Regions from separate parts of the Mus musculus genome. Here region 1 is linked to region 2. A link is a loop called in an ENCODE intact Hi-C map of the cell type or tissue named here. Cell type or tissue: left cerebral cortex. All regions are shown on one strand. Each heading gives the region's core, and the rest is flanking DNA. Links, peaks and the distances in the headings are about the cores only. Region 1 overlaps Bcas3 (breast carcinoma amplified sequence 3). Region 2 overlaps Bcas3 (breast carcinoma amplified sequence 3).

What was found. Hi-C counts contacts between places; a loop is a spot of excess contacts. Peaks named below come from ENCODE experiments on the same cell type or tissue, not always from the same donor. Only the 100,000 strongest peaks of a DNase experiment are listed, where the experiment ranks them.
Region 1: a loop joins it to region 2, with 1.8 times the contacts of the local background. A loop is called at or near these places in 4 of 42 quality-filtered maps.

The regions. Positions count from the first base shown.
Region 1 is chr11:85,396,450-85,406,123 of GRCm38, forward strand. The region is part of intron 6 of Bcas3 (breast carcinoma amplified sequence 3); the gene reads left to right. Among named protein-coding and RNA genes, the nearest start is that of Bcas3, 48 kb to the left of the region's middle. In left cerebral cortex, for the core only: no CTCF peak of the experiment used is centred there; a DNase peak (open chromatin) is centred at 5,523.
Region 2 is chr11:85,449,621-85,459,294 of GRCm38, forward strand. It overlaps Bcas3 (breast carcinoma amplified sequence 3), which reads left to right. Exons shown (of 24, transcript NM_001166643.1): 8 at 2,041-2,148; 9 at 8,248-8,324. Among named protein-coding and RNA genes, the nearest start is that of Bcas3, 100 kb to the left of the region's middle. In left cerebral cortex, for the core only: no CTCF peak of the experiment used is centred there; no DNase peak of the experiment used is centred there.

The sequences.
Region 1 (9,674 bases), core at 1,141-9,140, 53 kb before region 2:
ACAGTCATGTGGTTTTCCCCTTGCAGTTCAGCTGTGTACCCCTCAAAGCCTTCATCTGTAGAGCCCTCCCCCCCATCTCCCTTTCCCCTCTCCCTCTGTTCCCCCTACATACCCCTTGCTACTTGCCCTGGATTTTCTTGGGTATTTTTTCTTGTGTTGCATTTATATTTTTGTGCAATGTTTTGACACAGACGGTTCTAACAGACTGTCCTTCTCTGTTTTGGGATCCTTAGGGTTGTCCACAAGGACTTGTAACAATAACAGACTGTTCTTTCTCTCATGTGTAATTAACAGAAGCAGATTTCTGACTTTTTCATTTTATTTATGAAGTTCTTTTGCTTATTAAGTTACTAATCAATATTTCTCAACTTTTGCTTGTATTAAAGTTGCTTTAAATTGCTTTGTTAGTCAATAAATTATTTCCACTAATAGACTCTTTTAGATCTAAAGTACAGTTTTACAGGATAAATGTTCTGACAAAACCTCTTTATATGTCATCTTAATGTATTTGGTTAAGTTTTAATATTTGTTTTTATTAAATGTAATACATGGGACAGAACTCATAAAATTTAAGTTAAAAAATAAACAGTCCTCCTGGGGTTGTCCCATCATGCTTCACTCGTACATTTTGGGGGTGGTCCTTCTGTAGCTTTCTGCAAACACAAGTTAGGGAGAGCTCGTACCCATTGTGTGAAATGTCTTTATTCTCTCTGAATGCTTGGCTGCCCAGCAACTGCTTGGTTATCATCACATTATTTCCGAGTTTTGTAGGCATTAGTTTTGAGTTATGTGGAAGAGTCTGAAGACATTTTGACATCTTTTTCTTTTTATGTATCCTGTTACTCTGTCAGGAATGTGGCTTTGTTCCCTGTGTTCATATACTTTGTAGTGTTAGGGGCACCTTCAGTGTACTGATGTGGAGTCTATAGTTGTGGGAACTGCCTTCAATTGGGGTGCATGTTTTTGTCACCTAAGTTTTATTTAAATCCTATATATGCAGTAGGGACTAAACTCAGGGTCTCAGTCATGTTAGGCAAGTACTGCGTTGCTGAGCTGTGTGCCCAGTTGTCCTGTCACCTTTGCATTCTGAGGCAGAGGCTCACCAAATTGCCCGTGCTAGGCTTGTAGTCCTGGTGAGGTTTGTTTGCTCTCTCTTTCTGTAGTTTATATTCTTAATTTTATTTTCTAATCTTCCAGGACTAAAGACTGACACTCAGGGCCTTGTGCTTTTTAGGCAAGCACTCTCCCATTGACTCAAATCCTTGACACGCCGAGCAATCCCTTTCTGCTGTCATGGACTTTTAAAATCCAGTCAGCTAGTCTGCATCTTTTTGGTTTTTGTTACAATTTCTTTTTTTCCTTTCCTTTCCTTTCCTTTCCTTTCCTTTCCTTTCCTTCCCTTCCCTTCCCTTCCCTTCCCTTCCCTTCCCTTCCCTTCCCTTCCCTTCCCTTTCCTTCCCCTTCCCTTTCCCCTTCCCCTTCCCCTTCCCCTTCCCCTTCCCTTTCCCCTTCCCCTTCCTTTCTAAAGATTTATTTATTTAATGTTTATGGGTACACTGTAGCTGTACTGATGGTTGTGAGCCATCATGTGGTTGCTAGGACCAAAGGTTGCTTGCTCCAGTTAGCCCCACTCGCTCTGACCGGCCTAAAGATTTATTTATTATTATATCTAAATACACTATAGCTGTCTTCAGACACACCAGAAGAGGACGTCAGATCTCAACCATGTGGTTGCTGGGATTTCTGTCTTTTGGGATTAAATTCAGGATGCTGATCAGAGTCTCATCTCTGCAGCCCAGGCTGCCTCTTGTTGCTTCAGCCTTACAGGTATAGTCACTAGACCTGGTGCTGTTCCTCCTTTAGAACAGTCCCGCTGACCCTCCTGACCCTGCACTCTGTGAAGTGTGTGTTCTCACCGTGCTGCTGCTCGTCAGTGTACACTTGTAGACTTGTCATTGTTTTAAAACAATGTATCGTGTGTGTATGTGAACATGCATATGATGTATGTACCATAGCATAGATGGAGAGGTCGGAGTTGGTTTTCTCTTTTTACAGGGTCCAGGTCCTTGAGTTGTTTTGTGTGGTAAATGCTTTGTCCATTGAGTCATCTTGCCAGCCTGATACATTCTGTGGTTCATTAGAGTGCTTGTTATGAAGTCCTAATGAATATTTGTTGAATATTATTATATGGTGTGCTCTTGGAAGTTGAGGCCTAATTTTTTTTGGTAAATCTGCCCTCTGGTTAAAAACAAAAACAAAAAAGAACCTGAACAAGTTGAATGTGGTTTTATCCTGTAGGAGATCAGCACTGGTGCTGTAAGGGTGTAACAGCTAATGGTCAGCCCTGTGGTGCTGTGGGGGTGTGATGTGTATGGCCAGCACTATGTGCTGTAATGGTGCAGTAGGTGGGTATCTCTCTGTGCTGCTACAGTATGGGTCTCTGCTTATTTGGACATTATCAGGGTTTCAGTATATTCTTTGAATGACTTATTGTTTATGTGTATGTGTGCTATGTCTATGTGTAAACATATGCATATCCATGTGTGTGTAAGTATTTACAAATGCCAGAAGATGTTGTCAGATTTCCTGGAGCTGTGGGCGGTCTGACTGATGTGGGTGCTTCGAGCTGCCCTTTGAAGGAGCTGCAAGCACTCTCAGCCATTGAGCATTTCTCCTGTCTCCTGTGCTTCAGTGCAGTCTCGTCTCGTCTCGTCTCGTCTCGTCTCGTCTCGTCTCGTCTCGTCTCGTCTCGTCTCGTCTCTTCTCTTCTCTTCTCTTCTCTTCTCTTCTCTTCTCTTCTCTTCTCTTCTCTTCTCTTTTCTCTTCTCTTCTCCTGTCCCCTCCCCTCCCCTCCCCTCTCCTCCCCTCCCCTCCCCTCCTCTCTCTCTCTCTCTTTCCTCTCTCTCTTTCCTCTCTCTCTCTCTCTCTCTCTCTCTCTCTCTCTCTTTCTTTCTTTCTTTCTTTCTTTCTTTCTTTCTTTCTTTCTTTCTTTCTTGTTTCAAGACAAGGTTTCTCTGTGCAGCTCTGGCTGTCCTAAAACATACTCTGTAGATCAAGTTGGCCTTGAACTCAGAGATCCATCTGTCTCTGCCTCTGGAGTACGTCACTACCAATACTTTTTTTTTTTTGTTTTGTTTTTTTTCGAGACAGGGTTTCTCTGTATAGCTCTGACTGTCCTGGAACTCACTTTGTAGACCAGGCTGGCCTCAAACTCAGAAATCCTCCTGCCTCTGCCTCCCGAGTTCTGGGATTAAAAGTGTGCGCCAAGGGGGCTGTCACATTTTTTTAAACTAATAGTTTTTAATAATTTGCTTTTCTGTGCATTGTTGTTTGCCTGGATGAATGTCTGTGTGAAAGGCTTGAATCCCCTGGAGCTGTAGTTATAGATAGTTTTGAGCTGACTTGTAAGTGCTGGGAATCAAACCAGGCTGCTCTTGACAAAGCAGTCAGTGCTCTTCACTGAGCCACTATCCAACCCCTCAGTACATTCTTAGTGAATCCAAATCATTAATTTTTTTCCAATTAAAGGTCTTATAAAACAAAACTATAGTGTAGTTCTGTTGGTGGTGAGTTTGTCCAACATGTGTGGGCCCCTAGGTCCTGCAAAACCAGATATGGTTTACATATCTGTAATCCCAGCATTCAGGGAGTGTAGGGAGTTCAGAGTGATCTTCAGTTCTATAGAGAGTTGTATGCCAGCCCGGGTGCATGAGGTCATCTGTTAAAGAAATGTAAAAAGCTATAACCAATCAATTTTTATATCAATAAAAATTTGAAGTAGGTGGGAAGTAAGGGGGAAATAGAAACTGCTAAAACATCATCTATTTGAAAATGTTTTAATGACGCTGAGGGTGGTGGTGCTCACCTTTAATCGCAGTACTTGGAGGGCAGAGGCAGGCAGATTGGAGGTCAGCTTGGTGTACAGAGTGGGTTCCAGGACAGCCAGGGCTACAGAAAGAAATCTAAAAATCAAACAAACAAGAAATACTTTAATGATTTAAGATCTTACATGCTAATTTGAAATGATTAAAAAGACTCTTAAGGTTCACATAAAGGTAATAATAATAACAAAGAAGAAACTTGATGCTGATATTCCTTGAATATTTGTCTTGAAACGTAAATTCGATTTTTGTATTAATCTAAGTAGTGAGTTTAGTTTTGGAAACTCACTTGTACAATTGAATGCATTGTGTATATTTTTATATAAGTGATGATTTTTATGTAGTTATTGTGCTTGAGTTTATGATAATTTCTTTAATCTGAGCTTGGTGACTAACATCTGTTATCCCAGCACTTTGGAGCCTGAGGCAGGTGAGTTGCTAGTTGTGTTGGCTGTAGAGGTTGAGCGCAGCGTGGGCTACATGTTGAGCCCCTGTCTGGAAATAAATTCAACTTTTAGTGGTGTTGATAACATTCCTCAGCACTGGGAGGTGAAGGCAGGAGAAACAGGAGGTAGAGGCACTCTCTCATTCTTTTTTAAAAAATTATTTATTTATTTATTTTGTATGTGAGTACACTGTAGCTGTTTCAGACACACCAGAAGAGGCCATCGAATCATTACAGATGGTTGTGAGCCACCATTTGCTTGCTGAGAATTGAACTCAGGACCTTTGGAAGAGCAGCCAGTGCTCTTAAACACTGAGCCACGCATGTCTCCAGCCCTGGAGGCATTATTTCTAATAGTGACTTTCCTTACTGTTTAATAAAATACCTGAAAAAACAAACTTCAAGGAAAGATTCCTTTTGGCTTGTGGTTGAAGGTTATAATTCCCAGAGTAGTGAAGGAGGAGCTTGAAGCAGAGTGCACATTGCATCTGCAGGAAGCAGAGCACCAAGCTATTCCTCAGCTATTCCTTTCCCTTCTGTGCTGTCTGGGGTCCCAGCAAACAGGATATTGCCAACTGCATTCAGAGTAGTCTTCCTGCCCCCATTAACCTGCTCTCTATGTTCCATGGCAGATATGCTTCAAGGCTAACCTAGGTAGCCCCTCACTGGCACACCCACAGGCCTGTTTGCTAGGTGATTATGATCTTTTCAGGTTGACAGTCGATAGAAACCATCATGGAGGCTCTGTAGTGGCTGTATGGTGAATATGAGACAGCCCTGGGCTACTTGAGACTCTATCTCAGAAAACAAAATCGGGGGCTAGAGAGATGGTTTAGTGTTTGACAGCATCTGCTGACCTTGCAGAGGACCTCGATTTAGTTCCTAGGATCCCTATTGGCTAGCTTACTGTTACTATTTTGAGGAAGGAAGGAAAGAAGGAAGGATGGAAAAGAAAGAGAGAAAGTGATGGTGCTGAAGCAATGGCTCAGGGGTTGAGGGCTGTACTGTTCTTGCGGAGGTTCCAGTATTTAGGATCACAAATGCCAGCTCTAGGGATCTCGTGTCTTCTTCTGGGTTCTACAAGAACTCTACACAAGTACATGTATACACACAAGTATACACACACACACACACACACACACACACACACACACACACACACGAAACAAAAAAGAAAAACCAAAAATTAAAACAGTGACTCAGTGAGTTATTTCTGGGGGAGGAGATGGCTGTTCCGAGCCTGAGCAGAACACGTGTAAAGTGGCTGCATTTTCTCCCTTATCATTCATGCATATGTAAAACTAATTTATGTACCTAACCCACAGACCTGCTTTATGTTCTTTATATATGTGGCTTGTGTGTGTACACACACACACATGCTGATTTTTATATTGTGAACCCTGTTCTCTTTCAAAACCTAGAATTTTTTCATTGTTTCTAAAAACTGTTATATTTCATCTTTTATACAGCTCATTGTTTTTAACTTTTTCCTTACTGTAGTTTTCTGATCTCACAAACTTCCATATACATACAGCTGTATTAGTTATAAGTTAAATCTGGTTTTTGTCATGTTCAAAGGAGAATCATTTGATTTGTTCAGCTGTATGAAGTCAGAATTTATGACTAAATTCTAAAGAAATGCTGGTGTGATATTTTTGATGTAACATTTTTATGGCTGTGGTTAAACAAATGTGGTTAAAGACATGAGTGCATGCAAACACATGCACACACGCGGGCGCACACACACACACGCACACGCACACGCACACGCACCTCCAGCAGTAGGCCAGCTGCCACGTGCTCACAGTTATCAGCACTATGCTACACAGAAGAGGAACAGGCTTATTGACATTTTAAATGGCTGAACTCTGAGATTTGGGCCTTCCCTCCTGTTTTCTGCTCTATTTACTTCTCTGTGTCCATGGGTGGTGTGTGTTTGTTTCTAGCACCTCCTCTTTAGCATGGAAGCCATACTGATTCGAGTAATTTAGGACCATCTGTTTTCCAAGCCTATGCTTTAGGTGGCTCTGTTCATCCGGGTCCTGTTCAGAGGAATGAGAATGTCTGCCAATTCTGTTTTTGGCGGGGTGTGGCATGTGCTTTGATGTATGGTACAACACATGTAAATGCTGTGTAAATACCCCCCACCCCCTGCCAAGGAGGGATCTAGAAGAGGATTCTAACTTAGTGACCTGTGTGAATGCTTTTCTGGTTGAAGGCTGCAATTGCACGTTACCTCCATGTCAGCATCCTCATTAGTTTGGTTTTAATGTCAGGATATATTTTTATCAAATCCAGGTGTTTCTAGGCTCTAAGAACTGCGTACTTACCTATTAGTGTGGTTTTATTTTGAGGCCAGATATAGCAGTTAGTATACTGCTCCTGGTGGACCTCTGAATTCAAGTCCAGCTTGGTCTACATAGCAAGTTACAGGCCAACTGGGCCTCTATGTAGAGAATTGTGTCTTTTTAGCTTATTCTGTATTTATATTTCACTGTGAAGATATAAAATACCTTCAGTGTCTCTGTCACACTTGGAGGGATGTGAACATAACAGACACGGGGACAGGCTGGCAAGATGACAGAGGGTAAGAACACTGACTGCCCTTCTGAAGGTCCTGAGTTCAAGTCCCAGCAACCACATGGTGGCTCCAGTAATGAGATCTGATGCCCTCTTTTGGTGTGTCTGAAGATAGCTACCGTGTACTTATGTATAATAATAAATAGATCTTTGGGCTGGAGTGAGCGGGGTTGACTGGAGCAAGCAGAGGTCCTGAGTTCAATTCCCAACAACCACGTGAAGGCTCACAACTAAAGTGTACTCATATACTTAAAATAAATAAATACATCTTTAAAAAAAAAAGGGGGACACGGGGTCAAATACACAGAGAACCCATTTTCTTCCATTACTGCATTTAATTGTCAAAAATACAGCAGTGAATTTTGTATGTTTTTAATAAGTCTTTAGAAGAAATATTTGATTGCTTTTTTGTGGCTTGAAATGAACTCACAACATTGGCTATCTCAGTCCAGGTTTAGGAAATCAGGTATAATGAGTGGCTGTGAAATTACTGTGGGTTTAATGATAGTGACCCAAATAAACAGATGACTGTCACGGGTTAAATGCTCTCACTGAGACTGGGTCTTCATGGACATCTCATTGTTCCTAAAAATCTGTATTTGTGACATATTCTTTGGCATGAAACCTGAAACTCGACATTTGCTAAGTAATACCTTGTATAAAATAAGTAAAATTTACCTTTATTGAAATAAAACTTATTTACCTCAAAATTAATGAATTTGAGGAGCACTGTTTGATGAGCAAACAAGTAGCTGTAGTTATGTCACTGCTACCACATTCAGCATGTAGGCCTGTCATGATTTCAGAGAGCCCCACTGTCAACCTGGAATGCCCTAGGACAGTTACAACACACAGCAGAATAAAACACATGTGGGAAGGATGTGGAAAAATTGGAACCTTCAATCATGGTCCTTGGGAATGTATCATTAGTGTAGTTATGTTGAAAACTAGTTTGATGTTCCTTAAAATGTTATATATAGAGTTACCACATGAACCCATCAATTCTGTTACTAGGTATACAACCAAGAAATGAAATATAATGTCCATATAAGATTGAAAATATATGTCCATTCAAGAATGTATACATGAATTTCATAGCAGCATTACACGAATATGGAAATTATCCAAGTATTTATCAGTTGGTAGACTGTGGTATATCCACACAGTCTGTTCTTTGGCCCATTACTTGGTCATTGAGTGGGTTTCTACTTGGTTTGTTTAGTAGTGCTTTGTCTGGCTTCAGGTTCTAGTAAAGCACTCTACCATAGAGTCTCATTTTGGGACTAACTAAAGTTCTGCTATGAGTTACCAGTGGCTGAGTCATCTCTCCTCCTTTCCTCTTCTTTTCCTTCCCCTCTCTTCTCCTCCACTTCTGCTGCCTTCTTTCCTTTCCCTGTTGTTCTTTGACCCCCCAGCCTCAGCTTTTCAAGTTAAAAGATTGCAGGCGTACATTATCATGCTTGTCTAAGTTTTGTGTCATGCTTTTGAGAGTCATCTGTGTCATACTGTTCAGAAACCTTAATTTTAATAGTTGTGGTGTGTGCTTGCACATTGCCACGCTGGCCTGGAGAAGGTCGTCGGGTGTTTTTCTCTGTCTTGCTTCAGCTTACTCCTTTAAAGATAGGGTTTGTCACTGAACCAGAAGCTGCATGTTCAGTTAGGCTGACTGGTTACTGAGTTCCCAGGAGTCATTGTCTTGGCTGTTCTCCCAACTCTGGTATTACCTGCAGACACAGCCATGACTTAGTAACCGCTCATCCTCCTCCTTGAAGTACAAGCAAGCACTCTTACTGACTGAGCCATCTCCCTAGCCCTGGGTTAGATTGTAACTCCCATTTCAGTTTTGGGTAGCTTCCTTCCCACTGTTTGGCTGTGTTGTACTTGCCATGGTATTTTGGTTATTTCCAGTTTAGTGGTTAGGTTAAACTGCCCTTAGTACTGTGTGATGTATGTATTGATTTCTCATGGGTCTTTATTTACAAGTGTGATTGCTGGGATGTGTAAGCATATGCTTGGTTTTATTAGACATTGATAAACTATATTGCAAATCTTGTTAATTTCCAGCAGTGTTTCTTTTCTCAATGCCGTTGAGTTCTTTCTGGCCTGTGATCTGGGTGAGTGCTATCTAAACCTTTGAGCTTTATGCCCAGTTCAGAGTTGAGCTGCTTCTGTACTCCAGTAAGTCTTGAATTTGTGATTTTCCTGTCCCAGCCTTGAGAGCATTTGGGGTACATGAAGACTGCCATTGTGGAGGCTCTTTTCTCACACATGGGGTATACTTGTACAGTAAACACATACACTTTAGTATACATAAATCTCTAAAAAAATCGAAGTACTTGACTAATATTTCTTCATTGTGTTTAGAAGTTCATCGTCTTGCCTTTCTCTGAATGTCACGTGGCAGGACTCAGTCAGTACACTTGCTTTCCTCTCGGCTTCTTTCATAGAGTGAAATGTAGTTAACTTTGCTTCATATTTGATAGCTCATTCCTTTCCTTTCAGTTCTGAATATTTTACCACAAGCAAGGGTGGTTTATCCATTCACCTACAGGAGGACATGCTGGTTTCATCCATGTTTAGCTCAGTATGTCTGTTAGAAGTAAATAAAACTACCATGGGTATTCAAACTTCTACATAAGTATCCAGGAAGCTGTGGTCCTCGTGTGGTAGAGCATGTTTAGTTTTGAAGGAACTGTCACACTGTCTTCCATCTTTTTAGTTGTATAGTAATGAACGAGAGTGTTGTTGCTGTGTGTCCTGCCCACCTG
Region 2 (9,674 bases), core at 483-8,482:
CTGTGGTTTACAATTGCTTCTAGAGAAAACTTTTTCATTAGTAAGGAAAAAAGCCTTGGCCTTTAACTAGACATAATCAACCTTTCTCACTTAAATGTCTGGAAATTCCATTCCTTTGGCTATCATAATATATGAAAATCAGGCCTTTCCCTATGAAATATTAACAACCCCTGTCATGGATATGAGTCGTGTACAACTGCTAACCAATTGTTGCTTTGTAACTTACTATAAAACACCTCATTTATATAAGGAAAATTCAATTGAGCCAAATTACATCCATCACTGTATTTATCATAAAAATTACAAACTATATTTATTGTTCATTTTGATACATGTGTGTTAAAAGACAGTCTCTCTGTACTGATTCAGAGGATTTTATACACTCATTTTCTAATTTAGTTGTATCCAATCTGTTGAGCCTATAGACTCAACCTTTCACTCGAAATAACTAGTTACATCCTTGGGTTTCTTTAAAAATCAGCATCATTTTGATGCGAGGTCTGGTCCAGTGGCCCGATCACTGAGCTTTCTAGAACCTGGACTACTTTATTATATATATATATAACTTTATTATGGTATTGGCTTCTTTGGCACACATGTTGGGGGGGGGGGGTGGCAGGACAAAGCAGAGCTTGTCTTGCAGTGTAGCAAGTTGTGAGATATATAGACCCAGAGTTTAATGGGAACTTTCTCGTCAGCTGTCTGTGAATCAATCACTGAACAAGAGAACGTGTCGGGAAGATTTTGGCTGCCTCATGAATTAATAAGAAATCTTACTTTAAAAGATAACTTCTTTTTACTAATGGTTAAGTGGTTCCCCAGTATGTACATTGTTTATAGTGTTGTCTTGTTAGTTCAGTTAGTATTGAAGTGAGGCTTTGTGGCAGTTCTCCTCCTGTCTGGGGATTTTGGAAAAGAATTCTTTGCATGGGACCAGTGAAGCAGTTGGCTTCCACTGCCATGAGCACTTCACTGGAAAGGACACACTGCTTCATTGGTTGCTAACTTGTTCTCTTAGCAGTAAAGGGTCAGATTAATTTTGGGTGTAGTATTTTACTTTTGTTAATTTTAGAAACTAAATTTCAAGATTTCAGAAAATTTCTCCCTCTTGAGTTGCTGTGTACATGCAAGGTAATACCTTACTGTCATGGAGGACAGCAGTTCCCCAACACCAAGGGTTGCTCAGCCCACTTAGTGCTCTGTGCCACACTGCTCCCTGCTGTCACTCAACTGCTGTCTATTTTTATACAGAGAGGAAGCCAGTTTCTAATGAATCTTACTGTTTTTGTGCTTTAAAATGATATTTGTTTTACAATTTTAATTCTGTGTGTGTGTGTTTAAACAGTATCTTGGGTCTCTTGGGGTACATGGTGTAGGTATAGGTGAGAGACAACTAGGGCTGGAGCTCGGGTGGCAAGTATGTATCAGCCACAGCAGTTTTCTTTAACGTTCAGGGACATAATCTGTGTCCTTCTCTTCACACCTTTGAGCTTTATATACACACAAAACCAAGTTTATGGTAAATACAGGCAGCTTTCTTCCCTGTAAACTGGGTTTTCAGTTATGCACAGAACTGACTTCCTGTGCTGAGCTCAACTGAGAAAATGAGCCTTTTCTCTACCACTTAATTTTTGCATCATACTCTGCAGTACTTTTACATCCATATACATTATCTACCAATTTTATTTGTTCATTTTGAAATCATTTTAATCCTTTAATCAAATCTAGGAAGCATTTCTTACCATGAGCATGTTACTAATCTGTTTACAAAATTGAGATGTTCTCCTTCACAGCATTAGTTCTACAGCCATTCCTGGTGTGGAGCTCTTAGTTCTGCCTGCCTCTGCCTCTGCAGTGTTGGAAATAAAGGCCTGGGTCACCCTCCTGGACCTGATGCTACATTTTAAAAAATGAGTTGCCTGGCTGTATTATTTTTATTCTGTGTGATAACCACTAAATATATTTCTTGGTATCATGTGCTGAGAAAATGTTTATTGTGCTGTCTTTTCTCCTTAACTTAAAGTAATGTTTGTTTTTTAGCACGACACCACCGTACTGCTGTGTGGATCTGTATTCACTCCGGACTGGGGAAATGGTCAAGTCCATTCAGTTTAAAACACCCATTTATGATCTTCACTGTAACAAGCGGTAAGTGTTTTTCATAAGCTTATGTTCAAATTATAATGTGTCTCTTTGACATGTAGAAGGCAGGTGATTTCTAGTCATTGAATTTGAAAATAAGTTCAAATTTCTTTCCAATGAAACAGTTAAGATTTCACATTGAGTACTTTCCAGCCTCCTGATCTAGCCACGAGTTGTTATTCGATGTAGAGAGATATGAGTGGAATTTATATAAATGGAGGATCACAGGCGGTGTTCTTGAGAGTACAGGAAATCAAGTATTGGAATGGGGCGTTTCTCTTCCTTTTCAGTGGTGAGGTCAAACCTGGATGTTACATATGCAAATACTCATGCATAAAACTTCAACCTGAGCCCTTAAGCATTAGTTTGAGGACTGGGCTGCCCTCTGCCCCCTCTAACTTTATATTATTTTGTTACAAAGTCTTGCCAGGTTACCCAGGCTCTCCTTGGTCTTGTTGTCCTCTGGGCTTAGTGTCTTCAGTGTTGGGTTTTAGGCATGCATGACTGCATTTTGCCTAATGATTTAGTATGCTTTTTTATTCCTTAACATTTCACAATAGTGGTTGTGATCAGTTTTCTTTCTTTAAAATTATGAGAAAATATTCAAATGTAGATTAAGCTGTGTGAATTCTAGTGTTAATAACATTTTTACACAAGCTGTTAGAGAAGAAAGAATCTTAGGAATTCAGTCTGTGTGGCACTTTGCTTCATAGGAGGGAAGAGAAAAACCTTGACCAGAGTCAGAGATACCAAGTGCAAATCTTCTGCCACTAAGAGCAGACACTTAAGATGGGAGAGTGGCTCTGTGAAAAACAGCTCCAGGAATTCAACCCCAAGAACCCAGGGAGGAACCACAGGCACCGGTTGCCCTAACAATCCTAAGGCAAGGTGGGAGGCAGGGCCAGCGGAATCCTGGGATGCTCATGGGCCCGCTAGTCTGGGTACAAGATGCCTCTAAGGAGGTGGAGCATGAGGAAGGATATCTGACATTGTCTTTTGAGCTCCGCACACATCCACACCGTTCTGACAGTATGTCCATGCCAACCCACATTCTCAAAAATGAGTGTAAATAAGTAAATCTTACAAAAAAGCCCCAAACATGGGGCATAAGAAATTTGTCTTTTGTGTGTGGGAAGCCCTGAAATCAATTCTGTGTCTGTGAGTACACTCAAACTCAAGTTGCGAGTTGTAGATGCCGAGGAAGGACTTAGTGAACTAGAAACAGTACACTGTGTTCACCCTGTCTCAGAGCTGTGTGGGGAACGGTTTGCGGCCAGGAACTTTCCAAGCTTTCCCAAATGGATTTATTAGAATGCAACATCAGAATATACATTCTTTCTTTATATATTATAAATTCATGAACATTTACACAGAGCAGCAAAACTCTGACTCTTTTTTTGTTTAAATTGTTTGCTGAACTTAAGTTAGAGAGGAAATCAACAATATATAGTTGCTGTTTAAATATTAATACCATAGTGTATGTGTAGCCAAAAGCTTCACAGTAAAGCTCCTGATTCCCCCCAAATCTTCATAGTCACCTGGGTCTGGACCTGCCTTTCTTCAGAAAGCACACAGATCCTTAACAGCTGCACACAAAATCACCACAGCTGTATTACACAATGATTCAGGAGTGAATGCTGTAACTACACAGGACAATTCTGAGATCCGCAACAAGGGTTCAGGAGACCTTTTAGGACAATGTCAGAGATCCTTCCTCATGCTCCACCTCCTCAGAGGCAAGTATATAGCTGACAGGTACCTGAGAGAATCCTCAGAGACTGGGGATTCGTGCAGGACCAGATGGGTGTGTGTATGCAAACTCTTTTTTTTTTTTTTTTTTTTTTTGTGCAGTGCAGCATTTTCTGGGCAAAAGTGTGCAGAGGGGAGGTGAGCACAGTCCTGTGGTTCAGGGTAGCAGCACTAACACAGAGGCCCCTCCTGCCTTCATCAGGGGCTCTGGACCTTTTGAGGGCTGACTAGGTATCTCAGTGCGTACTTCCGGGACTGTTCACGAAGAGGTTCATTCAGGGAGTTCTCAGAATGACCTGCTGTTGTCATCTCCACTTGATTTGATGATGAGACTTTAGTCAGGTACTATAAAGTCATGGGAGAGGAAGTGCAGACACTGTTTCTGTGAAGTCATTTCAGTAATTACATAATTTAAGTAAAGCAACTATTGTGACTTAAAATATTCCTGATGCTGTTACACGTTTTCCTTTCTGCTGTCAGAATTGAGTTCCTCCACCCCGAGTGTCAGGCTGCTCACACAAGCAGGTGACTAGAACAGTGTGAGAGTGCCAGTAGCTGTTCACAGAGCAGGCCCTCCTGTTTGCCACCTGATTGGCCGACACAAGTTCACAGCTTTAGATGGACTGAGATAAGAGATGCAGCCCGCAGCACTGGGGAGCAGGGGAGGAAGCCCTCTCTCCACTACCCACAGTGTGAAGAGGAGCAGAGACCAGGCATGTCAGTCCTGCTAGTGGATTGACGCACACTGAAAGCACAGATAGCAATGTGCTCAAGGCCTAGCCCCCTTGATGCTGAAAGGTGTTGAGAGTGGCATGCACCAAGCACATCTGGTCTTTCAAGGCAGGGTTCCTCAATGTAACGAGCCCTGGCTGTCCTTTTGCCACCACGCCTGGCCCACCAAGCACTTCTGACTGGGTGTACCAAGTTAACTCAGTGCAGGGAGAATTAATATTGGTCTGTAGAGATTATGCAGTTTGCTGGACATGCTGACACAGCCATGTAATTCCAGAACATGAGTGATAAGGCAGGAGGACATCCTCTTCTAAGTCGCCAGCCTGAGGCTAGTCTGTGATACATGTCACCGTCTCATAAATCCAAGCGGGAAGAAGGAAAAGAGGCACTAAAAATAAGAAAAAGTTACTGGAGCCCATGAGCATAGGAAAGAAGAGTAGAAAGTTTAACAGGAAGCCAGATGGATCTATACATTTCCTGAAGAGCATAAATTTATGTATACAGAGCCCAAGAGACAAAACTATTTTCAGGTAAAACCCAAGGCCAATGAGGACAACTCGGCGACAATATGTCCCGAGAGAGTGCATTCTGTGCAGTGGGCAGCGGAGTGCTGTGCGCTGGAGCCGTGGGTCTCTGCTTCCCACCCTTGCAGTCTAATTCCACTTCTTATGTAACATGTGCTTTTATGTGGTTTCAGTTGTGCATGATTGCAGGCTACCATGTGTGGCTGCTCACTCTGGTGAATGCCCTTTTATTCCTTGTATCCGAACTGGAGCATGTATGACAGATTTCCTTGGCTTCCATAAAACTCCCATCATCATGGTCTTTACCCTCATTAGTAATTTTCAGTGCTTGGGATTGAACCCATGGCCTCACAGGTGCTATATAGCCTGTTACCATTAGGGTCCTGACCATACCTTTCCGCTTCAATGTGTAGATTAGGCTCATCTTGAATACCCTGTTCTTCTATGTTTGCCTCTGAGTACCTGGGATTATAAGTCTGCCCCACAGGCCTAGCTGTCATCCATATCTTTCCATCCTTATTAGATATGTCCTTCCAGGTACCACCTCAAGGTCTGAAAGTAGGAACTGTCATTTGTCCTTGGTTGACCTCTGTTCCTGTTCTAGTTAACCGTAGTTCCTATGATTTGATGTATCAGGGTCAGTCTTCACATTGGACTCACTGAACCCATCTTCTAAAACCATTGGCCAAAGGTTTGTTCCACCCACCTCTTCTTTCCTATTGCGTATAGAGCTTGATCAGTTCTCACTACACCTGCTTCCATCCTGATCTAACCCACTGTCTGTATGCTGTTTCAATGTCTGTATTCCACCAGGCACACCCACTTTTATTATACTACCAAAATTTATCCCTCAAGTTTAAGGTGGACATGAGTTCTCTCTGCTCTGAATTCTCCTGTGCACTCCTTCCTGTAGCTGACAGTAATGTGTCACACCTTTTTGCTCCCTGCTCACCTGACTTTATCTACTGAGAGTTTCTTCCTTGCCATCTGGTGTCCTGTTTCTTGTAAATGTAAAACTTTTCTACCTCAGAATTGTATACACACCGGGGTTTTAGTTAGGCGCTTTTCATGATTTCTGATGGATGACAGGGTGGAGTGTGGTGCGGAGAAGGCAAGCAGAACAATTTATTGCCAGATCCAGATCTAGGACCAGAGCCCCGGCTAGTTAGTATTAAAAATTCTTTTTGGTACTTTAAAAATTGTTTAGCATTTTATTCATGGACATTACATTTTGCTGGTATAGTTTTCGGTTATCTTTGTCTTTATTGACCCCTGGGCACTAGGCTGTTTGTAGCGATTGTGTTTGATCTGTGTGGTGACTGGAGTGTCGGGCGATAGGTGAGGACGGAGCTCTTTCTCCTTTCTTTTATCAGTCCTGCCAGGTTTATAAGTGGAATTGGTGGAATGCATGACCCCTTCCTCCTCTTCCTCCTCCTCCTCCTTTTTTTTTTTTTTTTTTAAATTCCGGTGCCCATTTGCTTACTTTGAGTTTCTGTTATTGGTCCCATCTATATATGTTTGGTTATGTTTTGTGATTATGCCACTCTTTTATGCACTGACTGTGACTAGTGGCAAGTACTGCAGTGACTTGCATGCAACCTTAACTTGGTTGGTTACTATTTATATTCTTATTCTTCCACTTTACAGATTTAAGGTACTTTTAAAAATAGGATACTTGAAATTATCTGTGTTTTTATATATTGATTTACGTATAATTTAGCTTGATTATTTTGTAGTTTCATGGTCTCTTGATTTCATAATTTTTCAGATACGATCTTACTATATATATAGTTTGAGGAGCTCTTGAACTTTTGATCCTCCTTCCTCAGCCTGCTGGCCTGCTTCACCACGCCTGGGGAAGGGAAGGTTCTGCTCACTGAATAGGGTCTGGCTTTGTTTGTTTGTTTGTTTTTAAATTTTTTTTGTGCACTCCATTATGTGACTTTTTAAAAAAAATGATGGATATTGTCTGTGAGGGAACAACAGGAACCTTGATACTGCCTCTGTAAGGTGCTGGGAGTGTGAGGAGTTGAGGAAGGATGTGGGAGGGCTTGGGACAGTCTTTACAGATAGGACACAAATGAAGTTTGTATTGTGTACTTTATGGGGACAATGTCTCTGTCTATTATATATGCACAAGTGTATAATATATAGAACATTCCACAGATTATGTAATTAGTAACAATAAAACAGCTAACAAACACCAGATGAGTTTTCAACAGACAGCTGAATAATAATAGCAATGGCATAATAGGAGTAATAGTATTTAGAATTCTTCTGCATCAGTAAGTGGAAGTTTTCTACTTTTACAAGACTTGTTTGGTGTGTTTTTACACAATAAATCATAATATTTTCCTGATCAGTTTTTAGCATTTGTCAATTAGATTTGCATGTTAAGTTAAAATAAGATTTATTTGGATTATCTAATATTAAGGATGATTTTTTAAAATAATCATTAAGTTTGTGTTTTTTGTATTTCTGCAAGAAATAGTAAACTCTTAATTCAATATTTGTGATGTATTTTAGCAATTTTACCTTACATCAAAGTATTAGTGGAATTATACATTCTTTATTTTACAAATTATTACCCTGATTATTTGTAAACTTTGTTCTCTGAAATTACTGTTTATGCCGATTGTTGCTAAATTCTAATATACTGACTCATTGAGAAATTCTGACTTATGCTCACTGCAAATGTCTCTGGTTTTGTTGGATGTGCTGAGAAATTCTACAATCTTTAGAGCGATAGATTACATAAAGCCATTTTATATTTAATGCTGCCTTTAAATATCATTGAACACTGCTTTTAGTAAGCACCCAACTGGTTAATGTTATTCATTCTCAATGCCGTCTGTTTAATTTGAGAATATGAAAATGAAAGTGTTTGTAGGCCACTTTTCAGCTGTAGAATAACTGTCACTTTCTTTGTTTATATGAAAATTTTCATTGTTTTTACTTTGAGATTTTTAGAGTTTGCTTTTTTTATTCTATGTATTAAAATGTTCTGTTTTAAACGTATAATTTAATTATTTATGATTCAGTTCATAGAATCTCACGTTTACTCACGTCCCTTTTCCGGTTTTTTCCTCTTTACTTTTAGGATCCTCGTCGTAGTCTTGCAGGAGAAAATTGCTGCCTTTGATAGCTGTACTTTCACAAAAAAATTTTTTGTCACAAGTATGTACCAAATCCTTTTACTTTGTGTCTTGTGCGTTTGTGTCTCTGTTGCTGACTTGATGCTGTCAGCCATGGGTTTCGACACTGCCTCCTCCTGTGATTCCTGTGGGCACCATTACTTATAAGGCAGAGTGCTTTCCTGGTCTTTCTGTACACGGTGTAAGGTTTTCTCCTGCACTTGAACTGAGTGGTTCTCACTGGTTGCTGTAGCTGTTTTTATGAAGCTGCTGTCACATCACTAAATGTTATGCATACTTAAAAAAGTGACCGGTGGTGCTGTGGGAAGGGTTTTCCATTTGCACTTTTCACTCTCCCCTGTCTTGCTCCGTGACTTTCACTGCTGTCAGGAGCTCAGAAATTAGCATAGCATCTAGTTTCAAGCTGTTTTCAAACATGAATTCAGTGCTAGGTTTTAAAGAGAAGGAGAGGATTGAAATGGGAGGGTGGGAAGTAAGGGATAGATAGATAATATTGAGAGCTGCAATATGCAGGCTTGCCATACTCATTTGTACAGGACAGAGACAATCCGGACATGCCAACCAGGGTCAGCTAGCTGTCCTGTACCCTAGTGAGTCTGTGACAGAGCAGTTTTTTAATTTTGTTTTTCCTGCAGCCAACTAAGTTAACAGTTTTCCCCAGTGAGTCCGATATGTATATCTTACAGAAATAGTTTAGTGGGTCTCCATTTTGCAGTGAACTTGAAATACATTACAGACTTACACAGATGTTTGCCGAGTAGCTACCCTATATCAGGCTTCAGGTAGTAGTGTATATCGATATTGTTCCTTTACTTAATGGACAATTTCTTTGTTATAACTGCACTATATATTATAGATAATTACATGCATCTGGTACTATATTCAGTAAGATGTGACAATTCAGTACAGTGCATGTGTCACATTTTGTAGACCATAAAGAATTGTAAAACTGTCCTATCCCCTCATTCCCTTAATTGTTTTCTCTGACTTTGTGATTATTACTATTTTCAGTGCTAGGAGTCTCTGTGGAGTCCCTTCTAACTTGACCCCAGCGTATATTCCTTGGTTGTTACTTCTCCATCAATTCAGGGTCTTACAACATTAAAGGGTGACGGAGACTAACAGGATTGGCTTTCTTTCTTTCTTTCTTTCTTTCTTTCTTTCTTTCTTTCTTTCTTTCTTTCTTTCTTCCTTCCTTCCTTCCTTCCTTCCTTCCTTCCTTCCTTCCTTCCTTTCTTTTTTTTTTTTTCCAGACAGGGTTTCTCTGTATAGTCCTGGCTGTCCTGGAACTCACCAGGACAGCCAGGTGAGTTCCAGGTTGGTCTCAAACTCAGAAATTTGCCTGCCTCTGCCTCCCAAGTGCTGGGATTAA